Linked DNA regions of Homo sapiens: region 1 is linked to region 2. Evidence: read pairs that join two places in POLR2A ChIA-PET (ENCODE). Cell type or tissue: MCF 10A. All regions are shown on one strand. Links, peaks and the distances in the headings refer to the core of each region. The heading gives the core; the rest is flanking DNA.

The links. Peaks named below come from ENCODE experiments on the same cell type or tissue, not always from the same donor. Only the 100,000 strongest peaks of a DNase experiment are listed, where the experiment ranks them.
Region 1: POLR2A ChIA-PET joins it to region 2 with 6 read pairs; 1 of 35 experiments calls an interaction of 5 or more read pairs at or near these places.

What each region holds. Positions count from the first base shown.
Region 1 is chr4:152,270,797-152,276,170 of GRCh38, forward strand. No RefSeq gene overlaps it. Among named protein-coding and RNA genes, the nearest start is that of FBXW7-AS1, 64 kb to the right of the region's middle. In MCF 10A, for the core only: no CTCF peak of the experiment used is centred there; a DNase peak (open chromatin) is centred at 2,755.
Region 2 is chr4:151,727,630-151,733,003 of GRCh38, forward strand. The region is part of intron 2 of GATB (glutamyl-tRNA amidotransferase subunit B); the gene reads right to left. Among named protein-coding and RNA genes, the nearest start is that of GATB, 31 kb to the right of the region's middle. In MCF 10A, for the core only: no CTCF peak of the experiment used is centred there; a DNase peak (open chromatin) is centred at 2,592.

The DNA of each region.
Region 1 (5,374 bases), core at 120-5,119, 540 kb after region 2:
GGACTATGGTCCTCTGCAAGCAGCAGTTGGGGGTGTCCATTCAAGCTAAGCACAAAGGGTATCAGAAGTCCCCAGAGCTTGGGGAAAGGAGGATTCAGGAACAAGGTGAGAGGATGGGCTTCTCAGCCCAAGGGCTGGAGCTCACATAGGCTCAATTTCCCACGTGCAGATGGAGGAAAAACCACGCTCCATGGAATTCAGCCCCAGGCTCTTGTTTATTTCTTTTTCAGACCCACTGCAACCTACCTGTGTTGGGCATGCGAAGTAGCAGCAGACAACATGCCAGCTCTGGCTAACCGCTCCTGACCACTCCCCAGGTGTATCTCACCCATTGCTCCCTGCATTGTCCTCCTGAATCCACACTCCTGGTTTCAGTGGCTGCCTTAGGCCCCTTTGCCTCAGAAGCCACTGGACTCCCCTCTTCTCCTTCCTGAGCCATAGATTCCCCACCTGGTTCTTGCTCTGCTGCAACTCCTGACCTCAGTCTCCTGTTGTCATCAACCATTTCAAACTGGAATGCCAAAATGGGAAAGAGTGAATTATTTTCCTGGCCTGACCCAAAATATCAAACCTAGAACTGCAGTCAGTGGGAATATCTATGGTTCCATGTCCAGTGGGAAATTCTCTGGAATTATCTGATGGGCTTTAGAGTAACTAAGGGAGTTAATAACTAAAAGAGTTCTAGCAGGCTTAAATGTTTGAAAGGACAGAGTGGAATATTGCAGCTTACAATGCATGCCCCAACTTCAGGGACAAAGTAAAGTGACATGATGGATGTATTTTTATAGGCAGTTAGGTTGAATTTGATTTAATGAAGTTTGAGGGGAAGGAGCACAATGTCATTGCTTGAGTTTTGGTTCAAGTATGAGATATGTAAATGCTTGATTTGATAATGCTTCCTATGATTTTGTTCTTCTTGACTCGTTGTACTGAAAACCACCGCTAAACCAAAGGAGTGAGACGCACTGAAGGGAGATGGGGAGTCCCCAGTCACAGTGAAGTGGGCTTGATTTACAGATGCTGCTGGGCAAGAAGCCTGGAAGAGCTGCAGATGTCAGCAAGCCCCTCCTGGAGAGATCCCAGAGAACCGAGGCACAGAAACACCCCTACCGGAGAGGTTGCCCCTGCATGTTCTGTAATGAGACGATGATCAGGGAAATAATACGCAGGGGGCTGGGTGCAGTGGCTCATACCTGTAATCCTAGTACTTTGGGAGGCCGAAGTGGGCGGATCACAAGGTCAGGAGTTTGAGACCAGCCTGGCTACATGGTGAAACCCCGACTCTACTTAAAAACATACAAAAATTAGCCGGGCATGGTGGTGTGCACCTGTAATCCCAGCTACACGGGAGGCTGAGGCAGGAGAATTGCTTGAACCTGGGAGGCTGAGGTTGCACTGAGCCGAGATCACGCCACTGCACTCCAGCCTGGCAACAGAGTGAGACTCCATCTCTAAATAAATAAATAATAATAAGCAGGGGCAAGACAATAGTGGAACCAAGACCCTGTCAGAGAAGTGCTGAGGGGCCCTCAGCAGTCCAGGGAGTCTGTGGGTGGAAGCCCTTTCTAAGGACACAGTGTCTCCAGCTTCCCCCTTTAGGGGAAGGGCATGGGAGAGCACAGAGTGGCCTGCACAGAACTCTGCAGGCTCCAGTTGCCTCCTGTCCAGGTCCCAGACTCTGTATGTTTCTTCCCAGCAGCCATGTGAGAGCCAAACTCCAAAACAGCATTCGTGAACTTACCTGGTCCTGTCTACACTGAGCTCTCACTCCTTTCTGGAATGTAAGAACAGAGATTGGTTTGCCCTGGGACTTCCTGCTGGTTTTTTTCTACCACCCTTGAGGGCCTGCCCCTTGGCGACAGCAGGCATGGGCAGGGGTTTCTATGCTACACAGAGCTGTGTGTGAGAGCCTACTTAGAGCTAAAGGGAAAAAAGATGCCCTACCCATAGGAAACTCACAGTTTAGTTTCCCAGAATTTTCTTTTATGGTCTTTTCCTTCCAGAATCATTTTATAATATCTTCCCCAATATTTCTGTAAGGAGTTTAGTTGCCGTGGCATCAAGTCTATACATCAATCTGGGCAGAATGAACAACTTTTCAACACCCAGTTGTCTGATCTAAGGGCAAGGTGCCTGGCCACTACTCCTCAGGTTTTCTTTTCCCTTTTATAAAGTCTGTAATTTTTGGCCCAGCACGGTGGCTCACGCCTGTAATCCCAGCACTTTGGGAGGCTGAGGCGGGCGGATCACGAGGTCAGGAGATCGAGACCATCCTGGCTAAAACAGTGAAACCCCGTCTCTACTAAAAATATAAAAAATCAGCCGGGCGTGGTGGTGGGCGCCTGTAGTCCCAATTACTCCGGAGGCTGACGCAGGAGAATGGCGTGAACCCGGGAGGCGGAGCTTGCAGTGAGCCGAGATCGCGCCACTGCACTCCAGCCTGGGCGACAGAGCAAGACTCCGTCTCAAAAAAAAAAAAAAAAAAAAAAGTCTGTACTTTTTCTTCATATAGGGCACACACATTTCTCTAGAGAGAGGTTTTTCTAGATAATGCTCTGTTAATTATTTAATTCATTCAACAAGGAATTTAGTAGTCATGAGAAATATGCCTTCTGTCTTTGCCTTCAGGTTAATAGGGAAGATACAAACTTAAGCAGTAATTGGTCATTCCAACGAACAAGTTAAGTATGGGCTTCTCTGGAAAACATACCCTGAGGGGCCCTCAGCAGTCCAAGAAGTCTGTGGGTGGAAGCCCTTTCTGAGGACACAGTGTCTCCAGTTTCATCTGAGTAATAGGTAGGAGAACAAAGGCAGTGCCAGGCCTGACACTTTTGCTTGTTTGTCTCTTATATTTTTCCTAACTGAATAATCCAAGTACACAGGGATACTATTGACTTTTGTAATGCTTTATTTTACCTGGATTTTGTATGAAATGACTTTATTAATTCTAATTGCTTTTTAGTTAATTCCTTTGGGTTTTCCAGGTTAAAAAAAATCATAACTATATACAAACATAATCTTTTTGAAGGTGATTTATAATTTTAATTTTTTCTGCCCCTTGGGGCAAGAATTTGAAAAGTTTATTTTTTGCTGAATGATGTGGCATTTCCTTCCATTTATCCTAAGTGCACCTCAGTGAAACCTCATGTGTTACCCATGAGTTCTGGTGTTCCATAATGTGGTAAGCAGGCCCTTGTTCACCCTTATACCTTTCATGGAATAATTCACTCACAAACCAAAAGCAAAGCACATGTTATGAATAAGCTGGAAGTCTCCCCCTTCTTTTTTCATCAGGAGAATCCAAAAGAATATAATCCAAGTGGGTGCCATCCCTCCTGGGTACCATTGAGAGAGCCATTTGATTGTCAATGTGTGACTCTTGTAATGTAACACAATAGGAGATTCAAGGAAAAGCCAAATGCTTCTTAGCACAATAATGTCAGGGGCTAATGTTAGGAAAAGGGCAAGAACAAAGCTTTCCTAATAGGGGCAATACTGTTCCTTCATCCAAGTTAAGACTGTGTCATCTCCAAGACAAGTTAGACCTTGCCTAGGTGAGATGTGTTTACCTCTTAGGTAAACTAGGGAAGAAGCAGCCACTGCAGATAGAATTAGCATTGCACATCCTCCATCATTCTCACTCATGCTGCAACATCCCTGGAGTTACCTTAAATCAGAACTTCTTAATACAGCATATAAAACATTGTCTTTAATTATTTGATCACTCTGAGTTGAAATTTTTATTTTTCTTTACTTCTTTTTTTTTTTTTTTTTTGAGTCAGGCTCTTGCTCTGTCATCCAGGCCGAAGTGCAATGCTGCAATCATGGTTCACTGCAGCCTCCACCTCTCGGGCTCAAGCGATCCTCTTGCCTCAGGCTCCTAAGCAGCTGAAACTACAGGCACATGTCACCACACCCAGCTAGTGTTTGTATTTTTTGTAGAGACGGGGTTTCACCATGTTGTCCAGGCTGATCTCAAACTCCTGGGCTCAACAATCTGCCTGCCTCAGCCACCCAAAGTGGTGGGATTACAGGCATGAACCATACTGCCCGGCCTAGGAGATTTTTCTTATTTGCAGCCCAAAGCACCCTGACAGATAGAGGAGGTAAGGGACTTGCCTGAGGTCACACAGCTAGTAAGCCATAGAGCATAGATAAAATTCAATGTTTGTGGGATGACAAATGTCCAGTTCCATCTATCTCTTGTGGGATGACAAATGTCATCCCACAAACTTTCTATTCTGCTACGATGTACAACAACATGAAGAGTGATTTCACAGATTTCCTTAGATCCTTCCCCACAGAAGCATCTCTCTGTTAGTCAGGCATCTGTCAACATTCTAATACTAAAACAAGATTCCATGAAAATTATTTTTTTAAAAATGCAAAACAAATCTTCTTTTCTCCCCTCACAGTGTTTTTCCTCTCGGAAGCATCACAACTGCTTCTTATTCTGTGCTTAGTGTCAAGATAACAGGATTTAATTACCAAATTTATAAACCACCAGTATGGCATAAATGCATTGGCCTCAAATAAAATGAATGCAGTTATTAAAAAAAGAAAAGAAATGCTGCATCAATACAGTGACAGCGGACACAGAGATGGCAGTTTTATTTACTTTATCTCTTGCAGGAAGCAGTTAAGCCATTTCAAAGAGATTATTGGGTTTTAATGACCCAGGACATTAAAAGACGTCTCTCCCAGCAACATTGACACTGTACCTCAGGTGCAGGAGGTTATAAATCCACGAAATAATGGCCTATTTTGGCAACCCCTCCCCACTTGCTCCCAACAGTGGACCCGATCATGACCTTTCTTCAGTTAGCAAGGGCCACTGGCTGGGGGTGTCACTGGAGAATTCTCTGTGTCCTCTCAATAGGCCTGGGGGAGCTTTCTAGATTGGGACTCAGCAGCAGCTTTTAGGATCCACAATGAAAACCACCGGTGGGGCAGTGCTCTGTCTCCAAATGACAGGAGGAGAAGGAAAAGAAAGAACAGGAAAGAGGAGAAAAGGTAAGAAAAAAAAGCAAGGAAAAGAGACCACCAAGTGCGGTGCTCAAGAATTCTACCAACAAAGCCCAGCAGCCACCATTCCAGGGCCTCGAATGGTCTTACCGAGTCCAAGTTCCAAGGACCAGAGTCTCCTCTGGTTCCCCTGGAGCGGATGGGCATCTAGAGATCAGGTCAGAAGTGGATCCTGAACTTGCCCATCGGATTTCCTAGGGCTCTAAGAGAATCACTGGCAGAGAACACATTGTCTTCACCAAAGCAGCTTCCCTTTGATTTGTTTTATACTTTAGACTTTCATAAAATATTTCATTTGAAGAGAAGGGTCCATACTTTTTAAAAAGTTTGAAAACTAGAGATGTAGGTC
Region 2 (5,374 bases), core at 249-5,248:
TAGGGCAAAATTTAGTCAGAAAGAACAGAATCTGAATCTTACTCCTCACACTAGCCATGTTATCTTGCACAAATTACCTTACCTCTCTAGGCCTCACTTTCCTTATCTGTTTAGGGAAGAATAGTTATTTGGCAGGATTGTTCTATGAATTAAATAAAATAACTTCACACATAGCAGACACTTAGTAATATTAGTTTCAGAATGAAAATGTTATTAAATGCAAAGTGCCTATCTCAATCGAATCTTTCATATGTTAACTTTTCCAGGAGGCATGGGAATTTGATGTGAAAAGGGCTAAACAGCTCCACAGATCTATTAGTCTGGATTTATAATCCAAAATAAGGCACAACAGATGCTGAAATTATGTATTATGTCAACATAATATTTCCCCCTTAAATGATAACCAACACCTTTTGTGATAATTACTTGTGTTATCTCCAGTGGACTGGAGACCATATTTCTTAATGTCTCAGGGAGCTTACAGGACTTCATTTTCTTTGTTTCATAATGAAGCAAAAATTTCCTGGATAACCTTGTATGCCTTCCCATGGCCAAAAAAAGCTCCCATGTGCACTAAAAGAAACGAGCTTCTAACAGGCTGAAGTTACAAACCAGTTAACTGAGCCAATTTTTACTCCCATCTCATTCTTGCCTGCCACACATCTGTAACTTCCTGTCTTCTAAGCTAGTAGCTACTTTTGAAATTCAATGAGAATTGATGAAGAAGAGATGTATAAAGGATATGGGAATCATGTAAAAACACAAAACCAAACAAACAATCAAAAATATTGTTCTTTTTGAATACAACTTTAGGATATGGCCAAGATCTTTAGTGAAGAAAGATTTCTCCTACTTCAACTCTGAATATTTGTCTTTCTCTTGTTTATAACTTTTTTAAAAAAAGTATATTAATATTTAAAAAGCTAAAACACAAACTCATTCATCTAGATTTGCCCCATACTGAAACTGTCAAGTCTTTTCTGATGTGTCCTAAAATTTACTCAAGAGACTCTACACCTGGAGAGATCTGATGCAATGACAAACTATTTCACATCACTGAAACCTCAAGAGGAATCAGTGATAGTAACAAGAAACATTAATTTCATGACTGAAAAGCTCTAATAATCAGAATGAGATTTACTTTCTTCTTTATATATAAGATTAGTATTAAGTTGAAAGATTTGACTATTGCTAAGAAACAAAACAACTGTCTTGAACCAACCAAACTCTAAGTAAGAAATGCAGCTAAGTATTCACTATTGATATGAATACAGGATCAGGTATGAACGAGGCCTATGAATATCAGAAACAAATTCCTAGAGATACGTGCCATTTTGTCAAAAGTGCACCTGCTATATATTCACCAGCCTCACAAATGTCCTGAGAAGTGAGTCTCTGGAAGAGTCTATCAGGACAGAGACTTTTAGGAAGAAAAAGCTACCTTTAATTTCACACATCCAATAGGAATGCATATAGCATCATCTTAGAGGCTTCTTAGTAAGTCATAAAATCATGGAGGTTCGTAAGAGAAAGAAAGAAAAAACTGCAAACTTTCATAGGGCAAACTCCCTATTTCCTTAATTATGTTTGCTTTAGGAGTAGATAGTAAGATAAAATAGCTGGCCTGGGCATTTCAAAACTGTCAATGTCATGAAGAAAGGAAAGAAGGAAGAGAGAGAAAGAGAGGAAAGGAAAGGAAAAGAAACAAAAAGAAAAAGGACTAAAGAGACATGACAACTAAATGCAATGGGTGCTCTTTGACTGGATCTTTTATTGGGGGAAAAATAAAGGACAATACTGAGACAACTGTGCAAACCTGAATATGAACTATGTTTTAAATAACAGTATTCCATCAACAGTAGCTTTCCTGAGTGTGATAATCATACTGTGATCATAGAAGTGAACATTTTTATTCTTAGGAGATAGCTGCTAAGATATTTAGAGAGGAAGTGCCATGATGTCTGCAACTTACTCTCAAATGGCTCATCCAAAGGAGGAAAAAAAAAATCTAGGTGCAGGATGGATTTCATTGTGCTATTCTTTCAACTTTTCTGTAAGTTTTAATTTTTTCAAAACAAAAAATGTTGAAGAGAGTGGAAGTGTTGGGTAATTCTTCTATCTAGGTGAGATGGTACAAGCCTCCCACACAAAACTCAAGGAATCTATTAACTATGAAGAGAAGAAGGAGAGTCCCTAAAGGAGGCAGGAGCTATTGAAACTGATGCTGGTCGGATCATGGCAGACGGGAGGCAGGACTAGATTGCAGCTCCAGACAGAGCAGCATGCGGAGGCTTGCATTGTGAATTTTACCTCCAGATCAGCTGCAAGAGCAGGCCAGCAATCCTGAGAAAACTGCTCCTACAGGACCCGGGAGACACCCCAAATACTCTGGGAAGTGGAAAGCCTCAGGCAAGTTTTCAAGCCCCACCTGCCCTCTGCCTGGAAACAGACTCGGGGTGTGGTGGGAGTGAGACTGGCCCTTTGGTTTGTGTGGGAGCTGGGTGAGGCCTGTGACTGCCAGCTTTCCCCTTCTTCCCTGACAACCCGCATGACTCAGCAGAGGCAGCCATAAATCCTCCTAGGCACACAACTCCAGTGACCTGGGAATCTCATCCCCATCATCCACAGCAGCCGCAGCAAGACCCGCCCAAGGAGAGTCTGAGCTCAGACATGCCTAGCCCTGCTGCCACCTGATGGTCCTTCCCTACTCAACCTGGTAACAGAAGACGAAGGACATACAATCTTGGGAGTTCTAGGGCCCCGCCCACCACTGGTCCCTCTCCATACTACAGCTAATGCTCTCTGGAAAGCACCACCTCCTGGCAGAAGGCCAACCAGCACAAAAATAAAGCATTAAACCACCAAAGCTAAGGACTCCCACGGAGTCCACTGCACCCTCTGCCACCTTCACCAGAACAGGCGCTGGTATTCACGGCTGAGAGACCAATGGATGGTTCACATCACAGGACTCTGTGCAGACAGCCCCCAGTGCCAGCCTGGAGCCACGAAGACTCACTGGGTGGCTAGACCCAGAAGACAGACAACAGTCACTACAGTTCAGCTCAAAGGAAGCCACATCCACAGGAAAAGGGAGAGAATATTATTACATCAAGGGAACACCCCATGGGACAAAAAGACCTGAATAGCAGCTTTCAGCCCTGGACCTTCCCTCTGACAGAGCCTACCCAAATGAGAAGGAACGAGAAAACCAACGCTGGTAATATGACAAAACAAGGCTTTTCAACACTCCCCCAAAATCACACTAGTTTACCAGCAATGAATCCAAATCAAGAAGAAATCCCTGATTTACCTGAAAAAGAATTCAGGAGGTCAGCTATTAAGCTAATCAGGGAGGGACCAGAGAAAGGCGAAGCCCAATGCAAGGAAATCCAAAATATGATACAAGAAGTGAAGGGAGAAATATTCAAGGAAATAGATAGCTTAAAGAAAAAACCCTCTCCCTCCCCCTCCCCTTCCCCCTCCCCCTCTCCCCACGGTCTCCCTCTCTCTTTCCACGGTCTCCCTCTGATGCCAAGCCGAGGCTGGACTATACTGCTGCCATCTCCGCTCACTGCAACCTCCCTGCCTGATTCTCCTGCCTCAGCCTGCCGAGTGCCTGCCATTGCGGGCGCGCGCCGCCACGCCTGACTGGTTTTCGTATTTTTTTGGTGGAGACGGGGTTTCGCCATGTTGGCCGGGCTGATCTCCAGCTCCTAATCACAAGTGATCTGCCAGCCTCGGCCTCCTGAGATGCCGGGATTGCAGACGGAGTCTCGCTCACTCAGTGCTCAATGTTGCCCAGGCTGGAGTGCAGTGGCGTGATCTCGGCTAGCTACAACCTCCACCTCCCAGCCGCCTGCCTTGGCCTCCCAAAGTGCCGAGATTGCAGCCTCTGCCCGGCTGCCACCCCGTCTGGGAAGTGAGGAGCATCTCTGCCTGGCCACCCATCGTCTGGGATGTGAGGAACGCCTCTGCCCGGCTGCCCAGTCTGGGAAGTGAGGAGTGCCTCTTCCCAGCTGCCATCCCGTCTAGGAAGTGAGGAGCGTCTCTGCCCGGCCGCCCATCGTCTGAGATGTGGGGAGCGCCTCTGCCCCGCTGCCCCGTCTGGGATGTGAGGAGCGTCTCTGCCCGGCTGTGACCCCGTCTGGGAGGTGAGGAGCGTCTCTGCCCGGCCGCCCCGTCTGAGAAGTGAGGAGCCCCTCTGCCCGGCAGCCGCCCCATCTGAGAAGTGAGGAGCCCCTCCGCCCGGCAGCCACCCAGCAGCCGCCCCATCCGGGAGGGAGGTGGGGGTCAGCCCCCGCCGGGCCAGCCGCCCCGTCCGGGAGGGAAGTGGGGGGTCAGCCCCTGCCCGGCCAGCCGCCCCGTCCGGGAGGGAGGTGGGGGGTCAGCCCCCGCCCGGCCAGCCGCCCCGTCCGGGAGGGAGGTGGGGGGGTCAGCCCCCGCCCGGCCAGCCGCCCCGTCCGGGAGGGAGGTGGGGGGAGCCTCCGCCCGGCCACCGCCCCGTCCAGGAGGTGGGGGGCGCCTCTGCCCGGCCACCCCTTCTGGGAAGTGAGGAGCCCCTCTGCCTGGCCACCACCCCATCAGGGAGGTGTACCCAACAGCTCATTGAGAATGGGCCATGATGACGATGGCGGTTTTGTGGAATAGAAAAGGGGGAAAGGTGGGGAAAAGATAGAGAAATCAGATTGTTGCTGTGTCTGTGTAGAAAGAAGTAGACATAGGAGACTCCATTTTGTTCTGTACTGGGAGAGGTTCTTCTGCCTTGGGATGCTGTTGATCTGTGACCCTGCCCCCAACCCTGTGCTCTGGGGCATGTGCTGTGTCCACTCAGGGTTGAATGGATTAAGGGCGGTGCAAGATGTGCTTTGTTAAACAGATGCTTGAAGGCAGCATGCTCATTAAGAGTCATCACCACTCCCTAATCTCAAGTACCCAGGGACACAAACACTGCGGAAGGCTGCAGGGTCCTCTGCCTAGGAAAACCAGAGACCTTTGCTCACTTGTTTATCTGCTGACCTTCCCTCCACTATTGTCCTATGACCCTGCCAAATCCCCCTCTGCGAGAAACACCCAAGAATGATCAATAAAAAAAAAAAAAAAAAGAATTTTTATAATTTTAATGAGAAAAATTAAGAAACAAAGATCTGTGAATACTATCATTATAATTTTGTTCAAAAACATGGAAAAATAAAAAGATGCTAAAATTATATTAAAAACTATGTAGAAATAAAAAGATAAATATTAAAAAAACTAAAAAATTCAGGAAACTTTGGACACACTTTTATAACTGAATGACAATAATGACACAACCTATCAAAACCTCTGGGATACAGCTAAGAAGGTGTTAGGAGGAAAGTTCACAGCCCTAAACACC